Linked DNA regions of Homo sapiens: region 2 is linked to region 1. Evidence: chromatin loops called from intact Hi-C (ENCODE). Cell type or tissue: spleen. All regions are shown on one strand. Links, peaks and the distances in the headings refer to the core of each region. The heading gives the core; the rest is flanking DNA.

The links. Hi-C counts contacts between places; a loop is a spot of excess contacts. Peaks named below come from ENCODE experiments on the same cell type or tissue, not always from the same donor. Only the 100,000 strongest peaks of a DNase experiment are listed, where the experiment ranks them.
Region 2: it touches region 1 in a loop (5-fold over the local background); 77 of 110 quality-filtered maps call a loop at or near these places.

The regions. Positions count from the first base shown.
Region 1 is chr19:28,730,332-28,741,768 of GRCh38, forward strand. No RefSeq gene overlaps it. Among named protein-coding and RNA genes, the nearest start is that of ERVE-5, 130 kb to the left of the region's middle. In spleen, for the core only: a CTCF peak has its summit at 6,869 (motif pointing right); no DNase peak of the experiment used is centred there; H3K4me3 peaks cover 417 bases; H3K27ac peaks cover 473 bases.
Region 2 is chr19:28,873,719-28,885,155 of GRCh38, forward strand. No RefSeq gene overlaps it. Among named protein-coding and RNA genes, the nearest start is that of LINC00906, 86 kb to the right of the region's middle. RefSeq lists enhancers at 7,098-7,849, 7,850-8,599, 9,350-10,099. In spleen, for the core only: CTCF peaks have their summits at 5,632 (motif pointing left) and 5,832; a DNase peak (open chromatin) is centred at 5,653; H3K27me3 peaks cover 2,931 bases.

The sequences.
Region 1 (11,437 bases), core at 2,050-10,049:
CATCTCAATTATCAGATCAAAAAAGCATAGTATAGTATATACAGGGTTTGGTGGGTTTGGTACTATTTGTAATTTCAGGCATTCACTGGGGGTCTTGGAACAGCACAGTGGGAGTACAGTAGTGTTCCCAAGGATAAGGGGGCACTACTGTACTCTTTCTTGCCCTTGTTTTTCTTCCTGTCTCTCAGATTCTCTAAACCTAGGTGATTCCCAGGGGCATATACTACAGAAGTCCTAGTACAGGTTATGGTGATTCATGCAAGAAAGTAGATTTGCTCATTTATTTGTCAAATAATAAATATATATATAGAATAGACTGTGGGCCAGACATTGTTCTACATTCTAGGGTAACAGGGCAAATAAGACAGCCAACATCCCAGCCTGCACATGATGAAAAAGTAAAAAAAAAAAAAATCAATTCACAAGCAAATTTCAATTATAAAAAATGCAAAAAATAAAAGAAATTCAATGATGTGACAGAAAATGAAGGGGGAACAAATTCAGATTTTATGCAAAACACTTGATTTTAAACTGTTAGCAACTAATTTTTAAAAAAATTAAATACCATGTAAGCCAGAAAAACTTCACTTCCTGGGCCAAATTGGCCCATGGCCCACCAGATTGCAATTTCTGTTCCAAGCTCCAACTACTGAAAATGTAGTCCAGGGACCAGGAGATTGTTAGAAATACAGAGCCCCTCCCTCCCTCCCCAACCCATCCCCCAGAGCTGCTGGATCAGAATCTGTGTTCAACAAGTTCCACAGTCCCCAAGTGACATCATTCACATTTGATGCAAAGGCCTTCAGAACTCATGTCTTTCCTGAGGCTGTTTAATTTTCATATTCCTGCTGGAAAACTTGACCTGGGGTTCTTACCTGTGGTTCACCTCCACCTCCACAATGCTGCAAAGCCACACCTAAGCACAGCCCATCCTCCAGTTTAGATGTCTCTCACCATGTCCCACTCCCCAACCACGGCCTGTGTGGGCCGCCACCATCTCCCCTAGGGCTGCTGGGGCAGCATCTAGGAAGTCACACTCAAGCCTCCACCTGCCCCAGCCCTTCAGAATTGACTGCTCTCCTCTTGCTGCTCCTGGTCTAGGGGTCTCAAACTTAAATATCGAAAGTCTAGACCAAAGACACAAAGCAGAGAAGTGAGTGCTGCTCTTTCTCCAGTGGGCAGGAGATGAGCCAATGTTGCCACGTGGGCCTTCCAAGAGAAGCCATAAAGCTAAATGTAGTGAGACAATTTCCATATTAAAATGTTAACATCTAGTTTTTAAAAATTCAAACAGTATGCCCACCAAATAAAACCTATCTGCAGACCACCAGTTTGAGACATCTAAGACCTAGTCTGCATGGTGCATTGTCACAGAGGCTGTGCACTCTTTGAAGGCAAGAAACGTGTCATGTTCCTTATTGCGTTGCTGGCACCTACCACTAGGACGGATTTAGTAAAGGGAAAAACTAAATTAATACTGTTTGTATCTGTGTGTGTGTCTGTCCTTTTTCTTTTAAATTTTAGATTCAAGGGCACAGATGTGGGATTCTTGCAAGGACATATTGCATGATGCTAAGGTTTGGGTTTCTATTGATCCTGACACCCAAATAGTGAACACAGTACCTGTATTTTTCAGTTTTCGCACTGCTATAAATAACCACTTGAGACTATGTAATTTATAAGGAAAAGAGGTTTAATTGACTCACAGTTCTGCATGACTGGGGAGGCCTCAGGAAACTTACAATCATGGAGGAAGGCGAAGGGGAAGCAAGTCACATCTTACATGGTGGCAGGAGAGGGAGAGAGAAAGAAGGAGAAGGAGAAAGAAGGAGGAGGAGGAGGAGGAGGTGGAGAAGGAGGAGGAGGAGGAGGCAGCAGCAGCACATACTTTTAAACAACCAGATCTTGTGAGGACACACTATCATGAGAACAGGAAAAGGGAAATCTGCCCCTATGATCCAACCACCTCCCACCAGTTCCCTCTCTTGACACATGGAGATTACAATTCCACATGAGATTTGGATGGGGACACAGAGCCAAACCATATCAGTACCCAATAGGTAGTTTTTCAACCCTTGCCCTCCTCCTTTTCTTCCACTTTCTGGAGTAACCAGTGTCTATTGTTCTCATCTTTATGTCCATGTAAACCCAATGTTTTGCTCCCACTTATAAGTGAGAACATGCAATATATGCATTTCTATTTCTGCATTAGTTTGCTTAGGATAATGGCCTCCAGCTGCATTTATACTGCTGCAAAGGGGATGATTTCATTCTTTTTTATTGCTGTGTAATATTCCATGGTATATATGCAGTACATTTTCTTTATCCAGTCCACTACTGATAGGCACCTAGGTTGATTCCATGTCTTTCCTATTGTGAACAGTGCTGCAATGAACATACGAGTGCAGTTGTCTTTTAGGTAGAATGATTTCTTTTCCTTTAGGTATATACCCAATAATAGGACTGCTGGGTTGAATGATTGTTTTATATTTAGTCCTTTGAGAAATCTCTAAACTGTTTCCCAAAGTGGCCAAACATTCCTACCAACAGTGGATAAATGTTCTCTCTCTTTTTTTTTTTTTGCAACCATGTAGGCTGCTTTGGGAAGTATGGCTATTTTAATGATATCCACTTTTCCAATCCATGAGTATGGAATGTTTTCCATTTGTTTGTGTCATTTATGCTTTCTTTCAGCAATGTTTTGTAATTCTCCTTGCAGAGCTCTTTCACCTTCTTGGTTAGATATATTACTAGGTATTTTTTTGTGTGTGGCTATTGTAAATAAGATTTCAGTCTTTACTTGGTAATCGGCTTGAACATTATTAGTGTAGAGATATGTTACTGATGTTTGTATGTTGATTTTGTGTCCTGAAACTTTACTGAAGTCATTTATTGGGTCTAGAGTCTTTGGGCTTTTGGTGGAGTCTTTGGGCTTTTTTAGGTGCAGGATTATATAATCAGTAAAGAGAGAAAACATGACTACTTCTTTTCCTATTTTAATGCCTTTTACTTCTTGCTCTTTCCTTATTGCTCTGGCTAGGACATCCAGTACTGTGTTGAATAAAAGTGGTGAAACTGAATATCCTTGTTGTGTTCCAGTTCCTAGGGGAAATGGCCCAGCTTTTGGCCATTCAATATGATGTTGGCTGTTGCTTTATCATAGATGGCTCTTATTATTTTGATGCACGTTCCTTTTATGACTAGTTATTTGAGGGTTTTTATCATGAACAAATGCTGGATTTTATCGAATGCTTTTTCTGCATCTATTAGATAATTCTATAGTTTTTGTTTTTAATTCTGTTTATAAGTTGAATCACATTTATTAATTTGCATACATTAAACTAACTTTGCATTCCAGAAGTAAAGCCCATCTGATCATGTGTGAACTAAGTTTCTGATGTGCTGCTAAATTTAGTTTGCTAGTATTCTGTTGGGGACTTTTGAATGTATGTTCATCAGGGATATTGGCCTGTAATTTTATTTTTCGGTTGTGTCTTTGCCAGATTTTGATATCAGGATGATACTGGTTTCATGGAATGTTTTAGGAAAGAATCCCTCCTCTTCAATTTTGTTTGAATAGTTTCAGTGGGATTGGTACTAGCTGTTTTTTATGTGTCTGGTAGAATTCAGCTGTAGTCCAGGGCTTTTTTTGGTGAGTAGTTGTTTTTGTTTGTTTGTTGTTCTTGTTTGTTTGGTAGTGAGTTTATTTCCATGTTTAGAACTTCATTAAGCATCTCTTGTAGGCCTGGTCTGGTGGTGATAGATTCCCTCAGCTATTGTTTTTCTGGGAAAGACTTTACTTCTGCTTTATGAAGCTTAGTTTGTCAGCATATAAAATTCTTGGCTGGCATTTCTTTTCTTTAAGGATGCTAAATATGGGCCTCAATCTATTCTGGCTTGCAAGGTTTTTGCTGAGAAGTCTGCTGTTCATCTGCTGGGTTTCCCCTCATAGTTAACATGACCCTTTTCTTTAGCTGACTTTAAGATTTTTTTCTTTCACACTGACCTTGGATAGTCTGACTACGCGCCTTGGGGATAGGTGTCTTTTATAGTTATCTTGCAGGAGTTCTCTGGATTTCTTATATCTGCAGGTTGACCTCTACAGAAAAGTTGGGGAAACTTCCCTGAATTATATTCTCAAATATATTCTCCAAGCTGCTTACTTTCTCTTCTTCTCTCTCAAGAGTGCCAATATGTCTTAGATTTTTATTGCTTTACATAATCTCATGTTTCTCAAAAGCTTTGTTCATTAAACATTTTTTGTCTTTATTTTTGTTGGGGTTGATTCAAAGAACCAATCTTTGAACTCTGAGATTCTTTCATCTGCTTGGTCTATCCTGTTGCTAAGGTTTTCAGTGTATTTTGAAGTTCCTGTAGTGAATTTTTAAAATTTTCAATTCCAAAAGTTCTGTTTATTTCATAACATAATTATGTTGTCTTTCAAATCCTGAATCACTTTTCTGTTTCCTTTGTGTTGGATTTCAACTTTCTCTTAGATCTTGTTGAGTTTCTTTGCCACTCACACTCTGAATTATATTTCTGTCATTTCAGACATTTCTTTTTGGTTAGAATCCACTTCTTGGGAGCTAGTAAGATACTTTGGAGGTGACAAAACACTCTGGCTTTTTGTATTACTGGAGTTATTGTGCTGATTTCTTCTCATCTGAGAAAGTTGACACTTTATTTTTCAAATGTGCTACCATTTGGATGGGGCATTTTGATTTCTTATTGTTTTTTCCTTTGAGAATTTGACTGTGGTTTATGTTGTGTATGATCAATTGGCTTTATGTCTGAGAGCTATCAGAGGGCCTGGGTTCCTTGGTTGCAGACAGATTCATATGGTGGCTTTCTAGGAAACTGCTTGGTGTAGCAATGTGTTTTCATTTGGTGCTATAATTCAGACTGCAGTCAAGTCGATGGCACTTCAGGGCAAGAGCCAGCAGGAGGGTCTCACTTTGCCTGTGCTCACCCTCAGCAGGGGTGGAGGCAATAGAGACATACGAGAGCACCCTCCCCCAGCACTGCTGTTCTTCAGCAGAAGTAGAGGCCCTTGAGAAGCTCGAGAAGTGCCTCTTTCAGCCCACGCTTCCCGGGACCCAACAGGAAGATCTATGGCTGCATCCACAGCAAGGCACTGAGGAGAAACAGGGGCAATTAGACGACCTCCTCTCCAAGTTTGTTTGTAGGCTTTGGTGTTACCCCCTCCAGTGGTTGGCACTGCGCTTCCATTTCCTTTGACCCAAGGGAAGCTTTGACAGGCTGTGTTCTTACTTCCCTTAAAGGCTGTCCTCACCAAGGGTTAGGTCTCCAGCGCAGGTGTGCGGGGCAGGTAAGGGGGAGGGTGCCTCCCTTCCACTCCTCAAAGTTGGTGGGTCACACTTTGCCAGCTGATCAAGGGAGCAAACTGGGGCACCCAGCAAGGATACACACTGACTGGTTCCAGATCATAAAGCTGTCCTTGGCTGCAAGTCCTCCTGCTAAGGAGAAACCTCTTCTTCAGCACTTCTCCTGCGGCAGCCCCCTGTAACAAGAGAGTCTAATTTAACTGCCTGCTCCTGGAGTGGTATCCACACTCACCACTCAATTCTGGCTGTGGGGGCCCTTCCCCTGCTCCAGGGCAAATGGTCTACTCTCTGGCCTGAGACTAAAATGTCTGCAGAAGACATTATTGCCAGGTTGCCACACAATGACTGCCTTGGTATGAGCCCAGATTAAAAATAGTATCATCCTCTCGGTCCCAAGTCTGGGAAAATGCCAGCAGCTTTTCCCAGTGTCTTCCCTCCCTCCATCTCTCAGCCTCCCCCAAGCTAGCTCCGGGGCTTGAGAAAAAAGGGGTGCTCTGTCTTGGCCTGGGTTGCACAGACCCCTAGCAGAAGGATGAGACACAGAGGGAGACAGGCTGCCACCCTTGCAGACAAGGGCTTTACTCACTGGTCAGCCAAATGCTGTCATGGAAGCTGCTTGTGCGTCTTTCCCTCCCCAGAGTCTGGTGTGTCCTTCACTAGTCTGGTGAATTCCTGTCTTCCTTCTTGAGTGAAAATTCACAGAGTTGATCTTTAAGCACTATTTTTCTATTTCCCTGTGGCTGTGGCATGCGGAAAGCCTCTCATCTGCCATCTTCATCATTACCGGATTCTCTAATTTACTGCTTGTTTTCCCTTCCTTCCTTCCTTCCTTTGCATTCTCTTTTCATCACCAACATGGTCTCTAACCCCTAGTGGACCTTTCAGATAGTGGTTTGCCTATGGTTCTTTTTATATATAACAATACAATGTCATTAGCCGAATAACTTGGGTTTAGAGTCTAGCAGCCAGGGCTGGGGCCATGCTGGCTGCTTCTGCCCAGATGCTTCCAGGAAGCAGATTCAACATTGACATCATTACCCGAGTCAGGGTCAGTGAAGGCTGATTGTATTGGTGACCCTCTTCCGCCTGCAAATATCTCAACAGCTTCCCTAAGAACAGGAACAGCCTTTCGGGTGGTAACTAACAGCGTGGCTAAGGGCTTTGATTCCCTAGGAGACAAGTACTACTGTAAGTCATTATTGGACATTCATGTGAATCAATTTCAGAGAGCAAATATGGACCAGACAGACAGCACATATTCTGAACAGCAGAGAAAGGGAAAGAGGGCCCCTGATTGTAGGAGGGGTCCCATTGGGGTAAGGCTTGTCTCTCTATCTGCAGCTGTATAGAGCTCCACATGGGCCCAGGGTGGGCCTGAGCACCTTCCATAAGAAAGAAAGGTAGCCCACAACTCCCATCGGCTTCAGGGAGAGAAGAGATACTAGCTCACTGCTACTGATTTGAGTATCTAGGGCTTCCCATAATGAAAACGAAACCAAAGAAAAGCCAGGCCCAAATCTTGGCATGTATTTTCCACTAGAGGGCAGCTTAAACTTTCAAAATAAAATAAATCTTGCACACTTTGTAAAGTACTATATATAAAATTTGTATGTACACATCATGTAAAACTAATGTTCATATTCTAGTCTTTGCAAGCCTGTACAAGCAGGTCAAGTGTTCAATTCCATATGTCTGAATGTATGTATCCTAGGAAACTAGTCTAGGATACAACTGAAAAATTCTGAAGAAAGTTAAGAAGAGAAGTGCCAATGCCCAGTGATCTGCCCTCTCAGTCCAAGTCCTGCCCTGCACGACCCAGTGTTTATGTTTTTATCAGGCCTATGGAGAGAACACAGGTCAGTGTGTCTGCTTCTAGCTATGATGAGGAACTGAAGTTAAATTTACCTTCCCACTATAAGGAACTAGAAAACCAGACAAAATATATGAAACAACAGTTTTTAAACAATGATCACGGCAGGGCTGTGATCCCTAAGAGAAGACAAACAAAAGTTGTGAGTACTGTAATCCCCCTGGCTTTCTGCCTGCAGGCGCCTCTGGACTGCAGAACTGGAAGGGGGAGTTTCAACAGAGCACAGCATCTCACCGAGTTAGGGAAAGAGAGATCAGTTTGGAGAGACAGTAGTGGCTGGAATTTTTAAAAAGAAGAACCAAGAGAAAGAGCTGATTTCAAAAAGAGCTTGAGAAATGTTTAGAAGGTTGCCACTCTAGTCTGATTCTGAATACTGAGCCACATGTTACTAGGGTGAAACTGCATGGGCTGAGCCAAGAGTTAAACGATGACCACAACTCACACAGGGATGGGAGACATGGAGTTCAGACAAGCCAGAGCGGTGACCCCTCAAAGACAACTATCTAAAGTATATAAAGCACTCACAGAACTCTGAAAACAACAAACAATGAAAGACAAATAGGCAAAAAACATAAATAGACATTTCACTGAAGAGGATATAAGGATGCCAAATAAGTACATGAAAAATGTTCAACTTCATTAACATAAGGGAAATGACAAATGAAACCTGATGGCTCACGCCTGTAATCCCAGCACTTTGGGAGGCTGAGGCTGCTGAATCACCTGAGGTCAGGAGTACAAGACCAGCCTGGCCAACAAGGGGGAAACCCCATCTCTAATAAAAATACGAAAAAATTAGCCGCGCATTGTGGTGCACGCCTGTAATCCCAGCTACTCAGGAGGCTCAGGCAGGAGAATCACTTGAACCCGGGAGGCGGAGGTTGCAGTGAGCGGAGATCGCACCACTGCACTCCAGCCTTGATGACACAGCGAGATTCTATCTCAAACAAATAAATAACTAAAACCATAATGAGGTATTACTACACACATATCAGAATGATTAGAATAAAAATTAGCAGAAGTAGCATAATGCTGCGATACAGAGAAACTGGATTACTCAAACATTGCTGGTGAAATGTAAAATGGTACAAACACTCTGGAAAATAGTTTGGTGCTTTCTAAAAAAAATGAAACATGTAAGTACCATAAGACACATAACTGTATTCCTGGGCATTTATCCCTGAGAAATGAAAATTGTGTTTATACAATCACCTGTACACTAATGTTTATAGCAACATTAGTCATAATAGCCCTAAACTGGAAACAACCCAGACGTCCTTCAATAGGTGAACTGTCAGACAAATTGTGATGCCTTCAAGCCATGTGTATAAATTAGACTTCTCCAGAGAAAGAGAATTAATATAAGATTATGTTGGTGGGACTGTAAACTAGTTCAACCATTGTGGAAGTCAGTGTGGCGATTCCTCAGGGATCTAGAACTAGAAACACCATTTGACCCAGCCATCCCTTTACTGGGTATATACCCAAAGGACTATAAATCATGCTGCTATAAAGACACATGCACACGTATGTTTATTGCGGCACTATTCACAATAGCAAAGACTTGGAACCAACCCAAATGTCCAACAATGATAGACTGGATTAAGAAAATGTGGCACATATACACCATGGAATACTATGCAGCCATAAAACATGATGAGTTCATGTCCTTCGTAGGGACATAGATGAAATTGGAAATCATCACTCTCAGTAAACTATCGCAAGAACAAAAACTGAACACCACATATTCTCACTCATAGGTGGGAATTGAACAATGAGAACACATGGACACAGGAAGGGGAACATCACACTCTGGGGACTGTTGTGGGGTGGGGGGAGGTGGGAGGGATAGCTTTAGGAGATATACCTAATGCTAAATGACGAGTTAATGGGTGCAGCACAACAGCATGGCACATGTATACATATGTAACTAACCTGCACATTGTGCACATGTACCCTAAAACTTAAAGTATAATAATAATAAAATTTTAAAAAAAGATTATATATAGAGGGGGTGGGGGGAGAGAGAGAGAGAGAAGGGGGAAATTTTTAGAAATTGGCTCACACAATTGTAGGAGCTGGCATTTTTAAACTTTGTAGACCAAACAGGCAGACTGAAAACTCAGGTAGGAGTGGATGCTGAAGTCTTGAGGCAAAATTTCTTTTTCTTTGGAAAACTAGTCTTTTCTATTAAGGCCTTCAACTATTTATATGAGGCCCATGACATTATTGAGAGTAATATCTTTTACTTAAAATCAACTCATTATAGATGTTAACCATGTCTACAAAATACCTTCACAGCAACACCTATATTAGTGTTTAATTAAATAACTGGGTACTATGGCTTAATCATATTGACACTTAAAACTGACCATCACACCATATTCAGCAATTAAGAAGAGCAAACTATTGCTATACATAAGAAACTGGGCGACTCTCCAGTGAATTTTGCTGAGCAAAAAAGCCATTTCTAAAAGGTTACATACTGTATAATTCCATTTATATAACATTTTTGAAATGACAAAATTTTAGAAATAGAAGAGTAATTAGTGGTAGCCAGAGTGGGAGGAAGAGGTGGGAGTAGATAAGAAGAAAAAGAAGGAGGGTGTGTTTATGAAATTACAACATAAGGGATCCTCGTGATACTGGAACTGACCAGTATCTGAACTGTGGTGTTGAAGACATGAACTTATACAGATTCTAAAATAATATAATACTTAATCCACACACACAATGAGCACAGCAAAATTAGGGAAATTGGATTAAGGTCAGTAGATTATATCAATGTCAATATCCTGGTATAATAGATACTATATTATACTATATTATAGTGTATAATGAGCATAATTTTCATTTCTCAGGGATAAATGCCCAGGAGAACAGTTGTGGGTCACATGGTAGTTACAGGTTTTATTTGTTAAGAAAGTGACAAACTACTTTTCAGTGTAGTTGTACCATTTTACACTTCCAGCAGCAATGTTGGAGTGATCCAGTTTCTCTGTATCCTTGGCAGCATAACACTATGCCACAACATAGTATCTGCTATACTGTATTATAGTATATTATATATATACTATAGTATAGTATATATTAATGTATACTATATTATACTATAGTTTTCAAATGTTACAACTGGAGGAAACAATGCAAAGTGAGCGGAAATCTCTATTATTTTTTAACATCAACTTTATTCTTATAATTTACATAAATAAAATGCAGTCACTTTAAGTGTACACTTTAAAAGTTTCAACAAACATATACAATTGTACAATCATCACCACAACAAAGATATAAAATATTTTCATCATCCCAAAAGAGTCCCTTGTGTCACTTCCCAGTCAACCGCCTTCTCCTAAAACCCCTGTTTCCAGCCCCTGGTAAACATTGATCTGCTATCATTATAAATTTGTCTTTACTAGGTTTCATATATGTAGAATCATGGAGTGTGCATACTGTATAATTCCAACTACATGTCATTCTGGAAAAGGCAAAACTATGGAGACAGTAAAAAGATCAGTGGTTGCTGAGAGTTACGGGCAGAGAGTGGGATGAATAGGCAGAGTAGAGAGGATTTTTAGAGTAGTGAAATTTTTTGTATGATGCTATAATACTGGATACATATAATTACAGTATACCTTTGTCAAAACCTATAGAATGTACAACATCAAGACCGAACCCTAATATAAATTATAAACTTTAGGTGATAATGATGTGGCAATGTAGACTCAGTTGTAACAAACGTACCACTCCGGCAGACAATGTTGATAATGAGGGAGGCTGCGGAGGATGTATTAATACAAGGGAACTATCTGTACTCTCCACTTAAATTTGCTCTAAAAAAAAGTATTTTTAAAAAGAAAAAGTAAGAAAAGCTCAGAGCCTACCAGACTCATAAATGTTAGTGTTCTTCAGGGATGGCCTCACTTCTTTTATGTCTCTGTTCTTAAAAAAACTAGATAATTTTATCCAGTCAACCCAGCAATGTCCTTGTTGGGTATATGCCCAGAGCAACATACACTGTTCTACCAGAATGCATGCCCACACCAGCATTCACCATAGCAGAGACAGGGAATCAACCAAGGTGCCCATTAATAGTGGACTGGATAAAGAAAATATGGTAAATATATACCATGCAATACTACACACCATAGAAAATAATGAAATTATATCCTTTGCCACTGGAGGCCATTATCCTTAGTGAAACAGTGTAGAAAGAGAAAAC
Region 2 (11,437 bases), core at 2,319-10,318, 140 kb after region 1:
CAGAAATGAATAGCTGCAAACAGAGCTCAAGTTGTCATCCCTGTGGGAGTGGGATTATGTCTCCTGGAACTCTATGGAGGTCAGTCTCCTGTGTCATCATTTAACTTTCTTATCGATCTGAATCCACCCGCCGATGAGACCTTCTGGTGATGCTGCCCTGGAAGGTGTAATTAAAATTAAAGCAAAACCAAAGAAATACATTAGAAAGGAGAGAAGCAAGGGCTGGGAGTGACAGGGAGGCAGGTTGGAAATGCAAACGAGGCTGTGCTAAAATAGTCTCCACGGCTGGGAGAAGGAAGAAACCATCCAGAATCTAAGGGTTTTCTAAGAAACGGTAATGGCAATGAGGAGGGCCGCTGGGGAGGACTCACAGATCTAGGTGAACCAGGTCTGTCGGGAGCATTTGCCGTGTCTAGTGGCCCAACTCACTCATAGTATAGAAGGCAGGAGGGGGTGGAAGAGATGGAGGGGATGGCAGGAGATCCCAGAAGAGGTGAGTGTGTTGTGTTTTTCTATCTTCAAGGTCAAACATATGGTCTCCCAGAAAACCAACACCAACTCCAAGCTTAGTCCACACGCTCCAGGTAGGCTCTGGGGCCCTCTGGTTCAAGGCGCCTGGAGCAATCAGCCCTTCAGATACCCCTGGAGATGGTGATTACTTCATGGCACATCTTGTAACCCAAGCCGGTCCCATGAGAATGTCCCCAGGATGAGCACAGGTGCTACTGAGAGCAATGACTTTTTCCCAGTGGACTGGATGCTGGGGGGATGGGGAGATGGTGCCTTTTTAAATCCTTTATCCAAAAGCTGAAGCCCGAGACCTAGGCTGGGAAGCCGGGTCAAGAGATAGACATGAAGCTCCAGTGACTTTTTTTTCTGAGTCCCTGGATCAAACCACACCTGAAAGTCACATATGTGTTTGGTTTTCTAGTTTTATGAAGCAGTAAATCTGCTTTGTTCTTGACCAGTTTGTGGTGAATTTACTTTGGACACTAAGCGTTCTGAGGCCCCAGGCCCCAGGAGGGATACAGTAGATTGGTTCACCCGACATCTGTTCTAGTCCTTTCTAGTGGGTGTTCCTTTACTGCAGGGGTGGGGGAAGCAAAACTCCAACTCCAAGGCCCCTCCCAGCTAGGGCTCTGTATCTGATTGAGGTTCCACCAACCAGGTGTCCTATGAGACTTGACTTGCGGCCAAGTTGCATGAAAGAGGGGAGGCAGCCGTTTCGCTGGTGTGTTTGCAGCAGGTGCAGAGGCGCTGCTTGATCCCCGTATCACTGCCAAGCTGGTGGAACCTGGAGCTAGTGCTTAGGATAAGACATGACGATTCACCTCCTGTGTGATTATAGCAAAAGCAGCATGCAGTTTTCCGGATGGGCCAGTTCTGCGGTGAGGTCCTGGGTCCCAGTCCTACAGAGCCTGCCCCTGCAGGCCTTCCAGGGGTTTTGGAAGCGCCTCATTTCCAGTATTCGCCCCCTTTTCTTGAAATAGCTGGAGTGGTTTCTGATTCCTGCATCAGTATCCTGACTGATACAGCAGCAATTCTGCCTTTGGACACGGTGTTTGCTTTCCGTAGTCAGGCGTTAGCACGTCAGGCTCCCCCGACCTTGGGCGTCTTACTGCCTCCAGGTGGCAGGAGGCTAGTGACTGCTCCCTGAACCCCCAGAAGTATAGATGGACCATATTTGTGATGTGGTTCCCAGCTGACCCAGATTTGGAGTGGAGGAAGGAGAGATGAGGAATGGAGGTGGGTGCAAAAGGATAAATTGACTGAACTTGAAAAGAGAAAATGCTGCCATTAGCATGGGCCATTCTCCCCGTGTGCCTCCTCGGGGTTTGTGAAGAACAGGAATTAAGTCGTTCTGAGCAGCCTCCACAGAGTTATCCTAAAGGCAGATATACCCGGGGTTCTTTGGCCATGGTGCATGCCTGTCCCACTCCAGAGGAGGAAGACAGCAGGCTGGAGGTGGGTTTGGGTTGTTTCTCAGGAATCACAATTTGGGATCCCTGGTACAAAGCCAACTTCCTTACGATTTCACACTGAGTGATTGGCACCACCCATGCCCATATCAAACAGCTAAAAACACAGCCCCAGGTATGTTCCAGCTTTCTGGGTCTTCTCAGATATATGGGTTGTTCCTGAGATCAAGGACAGGGCACTGTGTTCTCTCAGTGTAGTTGGGCCCCTATATTTGACACTTCTTTTACATTTGATTTCAAGCTCCAAATAAAATCCCCTACATATAAAGGTTCTGCAGATTCACTGACTGGATGCCCTCTTGACTTCCTGCTAGCGTGCCTTACTGTACAGTAGGACAATGGTCTCTGAGAGTGGGCTTTGAAACAGCAGGCTCAGCATCACCACGGAACTTGTTAAAAATGCAAATATAGGCTGGGCGCGGTGGCTCACACCTGTAATCCCAGCACTTTGGGAGGCTGAGGTGGGCAGATCACAAGGTCAGGAGATCGAGACCATCCTCACTAACATGGTGAAACTCCATCTCTACTAAAAATACAAAAAAAATTAGGCAGGCATGGTGGTGAGCACCTGTAGTCCCAGCTACTTGGGAGGCTGAGGCAGGAGACTGGCGTGAACCCGGGAGGCAGAGCTTGCAGTGAGCCAAGATTGCACCACTGCACTCCAGCCTGGCTGACAGAGCAAGACTCCGTCTCAAAAAATAAAATAAAATAAAATAAAAATAAATAAATAAATAAGCAAACATATGGCCAGGTGTGGTGGCTTATTCCTGTAATCCCAGCACTTTGGAAGGTCGAGGCAGGTGGGCCATTTGAGGCCAGAAGTTTGAGACCAGCCTGGGCAACATGGAAAATTCCCATCTCTACACAAAAATTTAAAAATAAGCCGGGTGTGGTGGTGGGCACCTGCAGTCCCAACTCCTCGGGAGAATCACTTGAGCCTGGGAGGCAGAGGTTGCAGTGAGCCGAGATCATGCCACTGCACTCTAGCCTGGGTGACAAAGTGAGACCTTGTCTCAAAAAAAAAAAAAAAAGAAAAGAAAAGAACACAAGCCTCACCCCAAACCTTATGAAATGTTAGCTTTCTCACAGGGTTATTGCAGTGATTAAATTGAAACAAGATGTGTAACACATCTAGCCAAGAATCTGCAGTTACAGGGCTGACACTCTTTGGGTCTGTGTGTAAGGGTGCATGTGTGTGTGTATGTACGTGTGTGTGTGCATGTATTTGCACACGTGGGTTAGTGTCTGTGTGTGTGTATGTGTGTGCATGCGTGTGTATTTGTGTGTGCACTTATGTATGTGTGTGTATTTAGGTCACTGCGCACACCCTCAGCTCTGTCTGCGATGGCTCTCTTTGTCCATGATGGACCTGTATTCATCTTTCAGAGTTTTACTCAAGCATCCTTTGGTCTATTTGCCTGTGAGCTCTTGTCTTGTCTTACTCCCCCCGCTTGTACTAGCCCCTCTCCCAGAGCTTCCTCCCTATCCACATTCCTTGTTTGCATGAGTAGAGTAATCCCTGTGGCTAGTCTGGGACCCATTCACCCTTCTCCTGCTCATGGCATCCTGGTTTTATTTTGGGAAATTTTGTGCCACCCAGTCCTAATCCGTGTGGTGTGGTGGGATTGATCCTACAGCATATTGTCTGGGCTGACCAATCTTATTCTACTTCAAGGCCACAGTGATTGATTCACAAGTGAGCACGGGACATACGTGGGTCCAAGGCGGGTAGGTCTCTAGATCTGGGCTTGAAATATTGGCCCATTTTTGGTTGGGATGGGAGAAATCCTGCCCAAGCACAAAGCCAACTTTGAGTAAAGCAGAAGGAGGCAATGGAGACCAACTCCCGGCTCTGAATGCCTGAATCTGTCAGTGACCACCTTTTAGACCCTGTGAGTGTGTAGCTGTGTGAATTAACCAAGACCTCTTTTTGTAAATTTTAGGGGATTTTGTTCTTGTGTTGTTTTCCCAAGTCACTGTGATTGTGGTTTTTTCCCCTTGAAAAAGAACGAGTTGGGTTTCGTGACCCTGTTAAGGGACCTGGTCTTACAAATGCCTGGTTCCTGCAAAGTCCTCGGTCTATGGTAGACCCCCAGGAAGTGCTGAATGATGGAATGAATGTCTACCAAAAGAGAAGGGCTGAGATCTTTTCCTTCAGCCTTTTCTTCACCTCTTCAGCATGCATTCATGCGGCACTGCCCATGCTCCAGGCTTCTCTCCACTGTGCAATTTGCCTGGCTGACAAATTCCCCTGACCACCTCAACCTGCACAGTATCTGTGAGATCTCAGGGGATGAGCAGAAATGTCTGCACCCAAAGGCCAAGTAAGGCCCCTCCACAACCCTCTGGGCTGAAAGTTGTTGAGTTCAGATGGCTGTGCCATGCAGCTGTCTGCTAACCATGCCCCATAGAGTGGAGCAGACACTTGTAAAAACGTCCCTCTGAAACTGGCTCTGTATGGCCCCAGCAGGAATTAATTTGCTATTGTAAATGAGATTAACCAGCCTGTCTTCCAAAACTCATTTGTCCATCAGATGGTGAGGTGACTGGTGGCCAACCTACTGGGGGATGTTTTGGAGAGGGGGGAGCTCTCCACAGAAAACGGCCTTCTCTGCCCTTAACTTCTTTTTGAATTAGGATTCCTCTTCCACACAGCAAATGTTGGCTCAAGCTTTTGGGCAGCTGCAGGACTGCAGTTAGTTAGGGGTAGGAGGCCCACCTGGGATGGGCTTCTGGCAGCTCTCTGAAGGGTGGAGAACATGACCTGGATGTTCCTGCCTGAGGAAGGAACCATGGCCACAGACTGGGCCCTTTTTCCTGCTGCTGGTCAGGGGACTTAGAAGCCCTCCCCGAGTCTCTGGAAATCTTGGATCTGAACTCCAGGCTCTGGGCTTCTAAGCCGTGCCTCCCGCTCCCCTGTCACCTGGTGAGGAATATGGGATGAGGGAGAAGACAGGGTGAGGCTGGCACAACGGGGAGAGGGTCGGAGGAAAGGATGCCAGTGATGTGCTTCAGACCTTTTCTAAAACCACAGGTTGAATTGTTGATTTCTGGTCAGGTGTGGTGGCTCAAGTCTATAATTCTAGCATTTTGATAGGCCAAGGAGGGAGGATCACTTGAAATCAAGAGTTTGAGACCAACCTAGGCAACATGGTGAGACCCAATCTCTATTTAACAATAAAAATAAAAATAAAAAACTAAAGTGTTAATTTCCAAAGCCATGTGTCTGTCTCCTTAGAAAACCTCTCAAACTCACTGGAGCAAACAGCACCTGTAGACTCAGCGCGGGAGCGCCTCTTCCCTCTACAGCTCCACAGACATCACTGCACTCCCAGCAGCACAGGCAGGAGCCTGCACCAGGAAAAGCTCAGGGATGTGCTGGCCCACTCCTCTCCTCTGACCCTTGAGGACCCAGGTCTAGGGGGGATTAAGAAATATGCCATAGGAAAAATAAATGCAAGAGCTGAATGGAACTAGAATCTCTGTCGCTGGACTCCTAGCTCAGTCCCTTTCAAGCTGTTATTTAGGATTATCATCGGACTGCCCTGGGCCTCCAATTTTCAGGAGTTTTTCACCCCACCCAGAGTTTTAAGGCACTCATTGTGAATTACACAAATCATGGATGTAGCCCTGCTAGCGCTAAGCAATAAGTTGTCCTGCATCGCCCCCTGGTGGGCTTTTGAGCTATAGTCATATTAAATATATTAAATTTCTAGGAAGGACTGAAGTGGCTGGACCCTACCTCTGTGATACCTTAATTCCTCCAAGACTGTAAGACGGTCGGCTCCATCCACGCACTCCCTCTCTCCCACCTGTGTGGAGCGCCCTTCTCTTTTCTCAAACTGGATTTGATTATTATCCCAATCCTAGTTGCCTTTCTCAGGCACTCAGTTCTCTTTCACTGAAGCTCTCAGCAGAGTGTGGATCTAGGTGCACTGTGCTTCTATTGGTTTCCACCTTAGCTGGGCTGCCTTCTGGAAACAAGAACTTGGCTGTTTTAAAAAAATACATATATATATATATATATATATATATATATATATATATACACACACACATACACACATATACATATACATACATACATATATATATACATATATATATACATATACATACATACACACACATATATACAAGCATGCGGTGTATAATAATCCCATCAGGGTAAGTGGGGTGTCCATCACCTCAAGCATTTACCTTTCATTGTGTTATAAGCAAAATACTCTTAGTTATTTTGAAATGTACAATAAATGATTGTTAACTGTAGTCACCCTGTTGTGCTATCAAATACTAGATTTTATTCCTTCTATGTTTTTATACCCATTAACCATGCACACTCTCCCCTCCCCCAACCCTTCCCAGCCCCTGTAACCATCCTTCTGCTCTCTATCTCTGTGAATTCAATTGTTTTACATTTTTAGCCCCAACAAATAAGTGAGAGCAGGCAAAGTTTATCTTTCTGTGCCTGGCTTATTTCACTCAACATAATGACCTCCAGTTCCATCCATGTGGTTGCAAATGACAGAATCTCATTCTTTTTAATGGCTGAGTAGTAAGCACTCCATTGTGTACATGGACCACATGTTTTTTATCCATTCATCTGTTGGTGGACAGGTTGTTTCCAAGTCTGGGCTATTGTGAACAGTGCTGCAATAAAAATAGGAGTGCAGAGATCTCATCAATAGCCTGATTTTCTTTCTTTGGGGTCTATGCCCAGCAGTGGGATTGCTGGATCACATGGTAGCTCTATTTTTAGCTTTTTGAGGAACCTCCAAACTGTTCTCCATACTGGTTGTAAGTTTGTTGTTTTAACCTTATCACTGGATACTTAGCACTGGGCACAGTGCTAGGGCGTAGATAAGACACTCAAATATTTCTTCAAGGGAGGGAGCAAGGAAGACAAGGAGGCCAGAACACTTGCCTTGGACATCCTTGAACCCTCACCACACATGATGTACAGCCTGGAAGAATAGCATTAAATCATGGATGGACAAGCAGATGGATGAAGAAATGACTTTCTCCTGGGGCTCCCTCCTGTCAAACTCCCACTTCTAATCTCCAGTGGCACAGGCCCCTGTCCTGCCCTAGCGCCTGTCCAGGTCTAAAGTGGCAATCCTGGGACCCCATTGCCTGCAGTTTCCTGATGTGTTTTTTGCATATATTTTTAAAGACAACGGAACCCAGAGATTGGGTATCCTATTTTTTGGTTTAAAACTGTCAGAGATGTTTGAACCAGAGTGACTCCATCTTGAATAGGGGCTGGATAAAAATGGAAACTGAGATCCGCTGGCCTGTTCCCGGGAGGTCAGGCATTCTTAGCCACATGAGGTTTATGGTTAAAGGAATAGTTGAATTCATGTTGACCAAACAGACCCAAGACTTAACCGACCCAGGAAATGTCCTAATGTCCCGATATCTTAAGAACAAAAGCATTCTTAGTTTAAGAATAAGTTTCGCTTTAAAGATGCAGATTCTTGTGAAGATGGTAGTTACACAAAGATTAGCACTCCTTTGACACAGCCCTGGTAGTGGAGCACATCCCCCACAGCTTTTGCTTTGTTATTCTATATATAATCAAGCATTTCAGCTAAGATGGATGCGTTCCTCCTCTTGCCTTTGGGAGCGCCCTGCTGTGTCTACGAAGTAGCCCTTGCTTTATTCCTATACTTTCTTAATAAACTGGCTTTTGCTTTACTCTGTGGACTTGCCCCCATTTTTTTCTTGTGCAAGATCCAAGAGCCCTCTCTTGGGGTCTGGATTGAAACCCCTTTCCAGTAACAAAACCACAGTGGCCCTGATTTTCTTAGAGAGAGTTCCTGAGAGTTCATAAGAAAAGATTTGAGTTCTGATTGTATCCAGATCAACCAGCCTGACCTGGACATGTTGACAATTGTCGGTGCCATTACAGGAAAGTCTCCATCCAGGAGAGGTGGGGGACAGGGCCGGTGCCCATTTGCCTTCTAAGCAAATGCGTCAGAGACTGTTCTAATAGGGAAAGAAAGTATAACTAATGAAATTAAATTCAGGGAAAGAAGATGAGCTCTACTAATGATTAATGTTCAACTTAATAGATCAGCAAGACATGCTGAGTTGAGAAGCTGCCCAGAGGGTTCCAGCCCACTGCCCAAGCACAGGAGGAACAATGAGAGGAGCGACTTCCGCTCCCCGCACCCGCGGCTTGTCTCTGGGGAAACACAGTTATTAATTGCTCTAAAATGTCAGTCACTTTGCTTCAAAGTAGCCACTTCCCCGGCTGCTTTCTGATCTCCCCCTTGAAAATGACTTCCAGTGTGGACATTGACTCTAGCTTGTGTTTAAAACAGAATTTGGGGCTGGGCTTAGTGGCTTATGCCTGTAATCCCAGCACTTTGGAAGGCCAAGGTGGCCGGGTCACCTGAGGTCAGGAGTTCGAGACCAGCCTGGCCAACATGGTAAAACCTCATCTCTACTAAAAATACAAAAATTAGCTGGACATGGTAGTAAGCACCTGTAATCCCAGCTACTCAGGAGGCTGAGGCAGAAGAATCGGTTGAACCCAGCAGGTGGAGGTGGCAATGAACCAAGATCACGCCACTGCACTCCAGCCTGGGTGACAGAGCGAGACTCTGTCTCAAGAAACGAATTTGGGGGCTACCTAACCTATCAATGCACTAGGCTTTTACATCTTTTTTTCTTTTAAAGACAAGAGTCCCACTCTGTGGCCCAGACTGGAGTGCAGTGGTGCAATCATGACTCACCACAGCCTCCATTTCTTGGACTCAAGTGATCCTCCTGCCTCAGCCTCCCAAGTAGCTGGGACCACAGGCCCAACACCATGCCTACCTGAAACAAGCTTTTTACAAAGTGACAAATCAGCTCAGTTCAATACATGTGGGTGGGATCCTGCTGTTCTGCTGCCCTGCCCCTGTGGCTGCAACCTCAGAAGGCAAATACCCACAGGGAACAGACGCGCCCAGAACAGTGTGAGGCAGGGTCCGCGGGGGCTTCCAAAGAAGAAGACAGAGAGCTAGAAGGGGCCTCAGCTGAGGCAGTGCCCGTGGGCCAATGGTGGCCGCACTGTCTTCCTGGAGGGACAGGCCCTGGGCTCAGAGCAATGTGCCAGCTGGGGCTGGGATTTTCTACTCTCTCTTTTCCAGGCACCAGTGGCAGATAGGAAAGGACCACTCCCCCAGGGTTCCCCTTTGGGACACATGGCCTCCTTCCCTCTCCATCCCTTCCTCCTGGGGTTTCATGGAGCCCCGACTGTGTGCTGGGCCCTGCGGCAGCTAAGGTCACCAGGCTCCAGGCCCTGCTCTTGCAAGAGATCCAGACAAGCTGCCTGGGAAGTGAACAGTGGGAAGCCACACACCAGGAGAACTGGAGCAGGCAGGCGTCACGGTGCGGTGTGGGGAGGGGTGGACATCTGTATGACAACAAAATCCTCCCTCTGTTTTGAATCTCGCTGTATTGAACTCTGCAGTCTTTAAAATAATGTAATCTCTAGGACTCTGCAGCTTCCCAAATCCTATTGACCTGTGATTTGGATAAGAACTGATCTCATTTGTGTCTGAATGAATGAATGTTGTCTGTGCAAGCAGCTGACTTCAGGGCTAGGCTGGTCTCCAGCATCATAAGAGCAAAGGCATGCTTTGTGGTTACAGATTGGCACTGGAGCGGCCCTCCCTCCCTCTCTTTTGGGGACCTCGAGGGTCCAGGGGCGAGGGGAGCCGTGCCAGCAGCCTGCCTCAGTGTGTGTTCTCTGAGCACCTCGTGACCTTGCTGGGAGTGTGTCTGATCAGCCGCTTCCCTTGTGACCAAATATTTGGTCATGGCAGCAGGAGAGAATTCCATCAGTGGACAGCTCTATTTTTAAGGCTCTGGCTTTGTTTTCTCTTTCCTGAGAGGCAGTCCCTGCAGCAGGCTTGAGCCTCTCTCACTGACAGCCTGCCTCGCATAATGTTAAGCAGGCATCGGACACTTGCTGGAAGGCAGGGAATTGCAATGAAAGAGCACGGAGGTGAGAAGCTGTGCTCCTTGGGGTGAAGGCAGCTTCTGTGCTCCTGGGATCTACTGTTAAGCCAGGGTGACGCCAGCTTGCATGCTACCGGAGGGGTAAGTGTGTGTGTTTGCGTGTGTGTGCACGCATATTCTAAGATGACAGCATCCTGTCTGCCTATCACTGCCTGAAGCACCCCTTTCTCCAACCCCACTAATCAGCTCATTCGCTCACCTTCCCCTATGAATGTATCTCTTTGCCCACCCCTTTGCCTGGGACAACCTGTCAATTTCCAGCCCTCCTCTCTTTCCTTCTCTTTTCTGCAAAACCTCGTGGGATGCCACATGAGTCTGTTTTGTGTTGCCATAAAGAAATATCTGAGACTGGGCAATTTATCAAAAAAATGTATAATTGGCCATGGTTCTGCAGGGTGTACAGTAAGCGTGGTGCCCTCATCTGCTTCTGGGGAGGCCTCAGGAAGCTTTTACTCATGGCAGAAGGGAAGTAAAGCCGGCATCTCACAGAGCGAAACAGGGAGCAAGAGAGGTGCCTGGCTCTTTTATTTTATTATTTATTGTATTTTTTGTGTGATTATTTTTAACTTTTATTTTAGGATCAAGGGCACATGTGCAAGTTAGTTATATAGGTAAACTGTGTGTCATGGAGGTTCGATGTACAGATTATTTCAGATAATGGGCATAGTACTCTGTAGACATTTTTCCTGATCCTCTCTCTCCTCCCACCTTCCACCCTCAAGCAGGCCTCGGTGTCTGTTGTTCCCCTCTTTGTGCCCATTGGTTCTTATCATTTAGCTCCCATTTATAAAGAAGAACATGCGGGACTTGGTTTTCTATTTCTGCATTAATTCACATTGGATAAAGGCCTCCAGCTCCATCCATGTTCCTGCAAAAGACATGATCTCATTTTTTATGGCTGCATAATATTCTATGGTGCATATGTACCACATTTTCTTTATTCAGTCTACTGTTGATGGGCACCTGGGTTGATTCCATGTCTTTGCTGTTGTGAATAGTGCTGCAGTGAACATATGTGTGCATTTGTCTTTATGGTAGAGTGATTTATTTTCCTTTGGGAATTACCCAGTAATGGGATTTCTGGGTCAAATGGTAATTCTGTTTAAGTTCTTTGAGGAATTGTCACACTGCTTTCCACAATGGCTGAGTTAGGTCACCCTCCCACCAACAGTGTACAGGAATTCCCTTTTCCACGCAACCTTGCGCCAGGCTCTTTTAAACCACCAGCTCTTACATGAACTCATTGCTGCAGGGAGGGCACCACGCCATTCATGAAGGATCCACCCCTATGACACAAACACCTCCCACCAGGCCCCACCTCCAACACTGGGATCAAATTTCAACATGAGATTTGGAAAGGACAAATATCCAAACACATCAAGCACCCTCTAATCTAGTAGCTCAATCTCAGCTCTCCTGCGAGCTGGCCCTGTGGTTTTTGCACA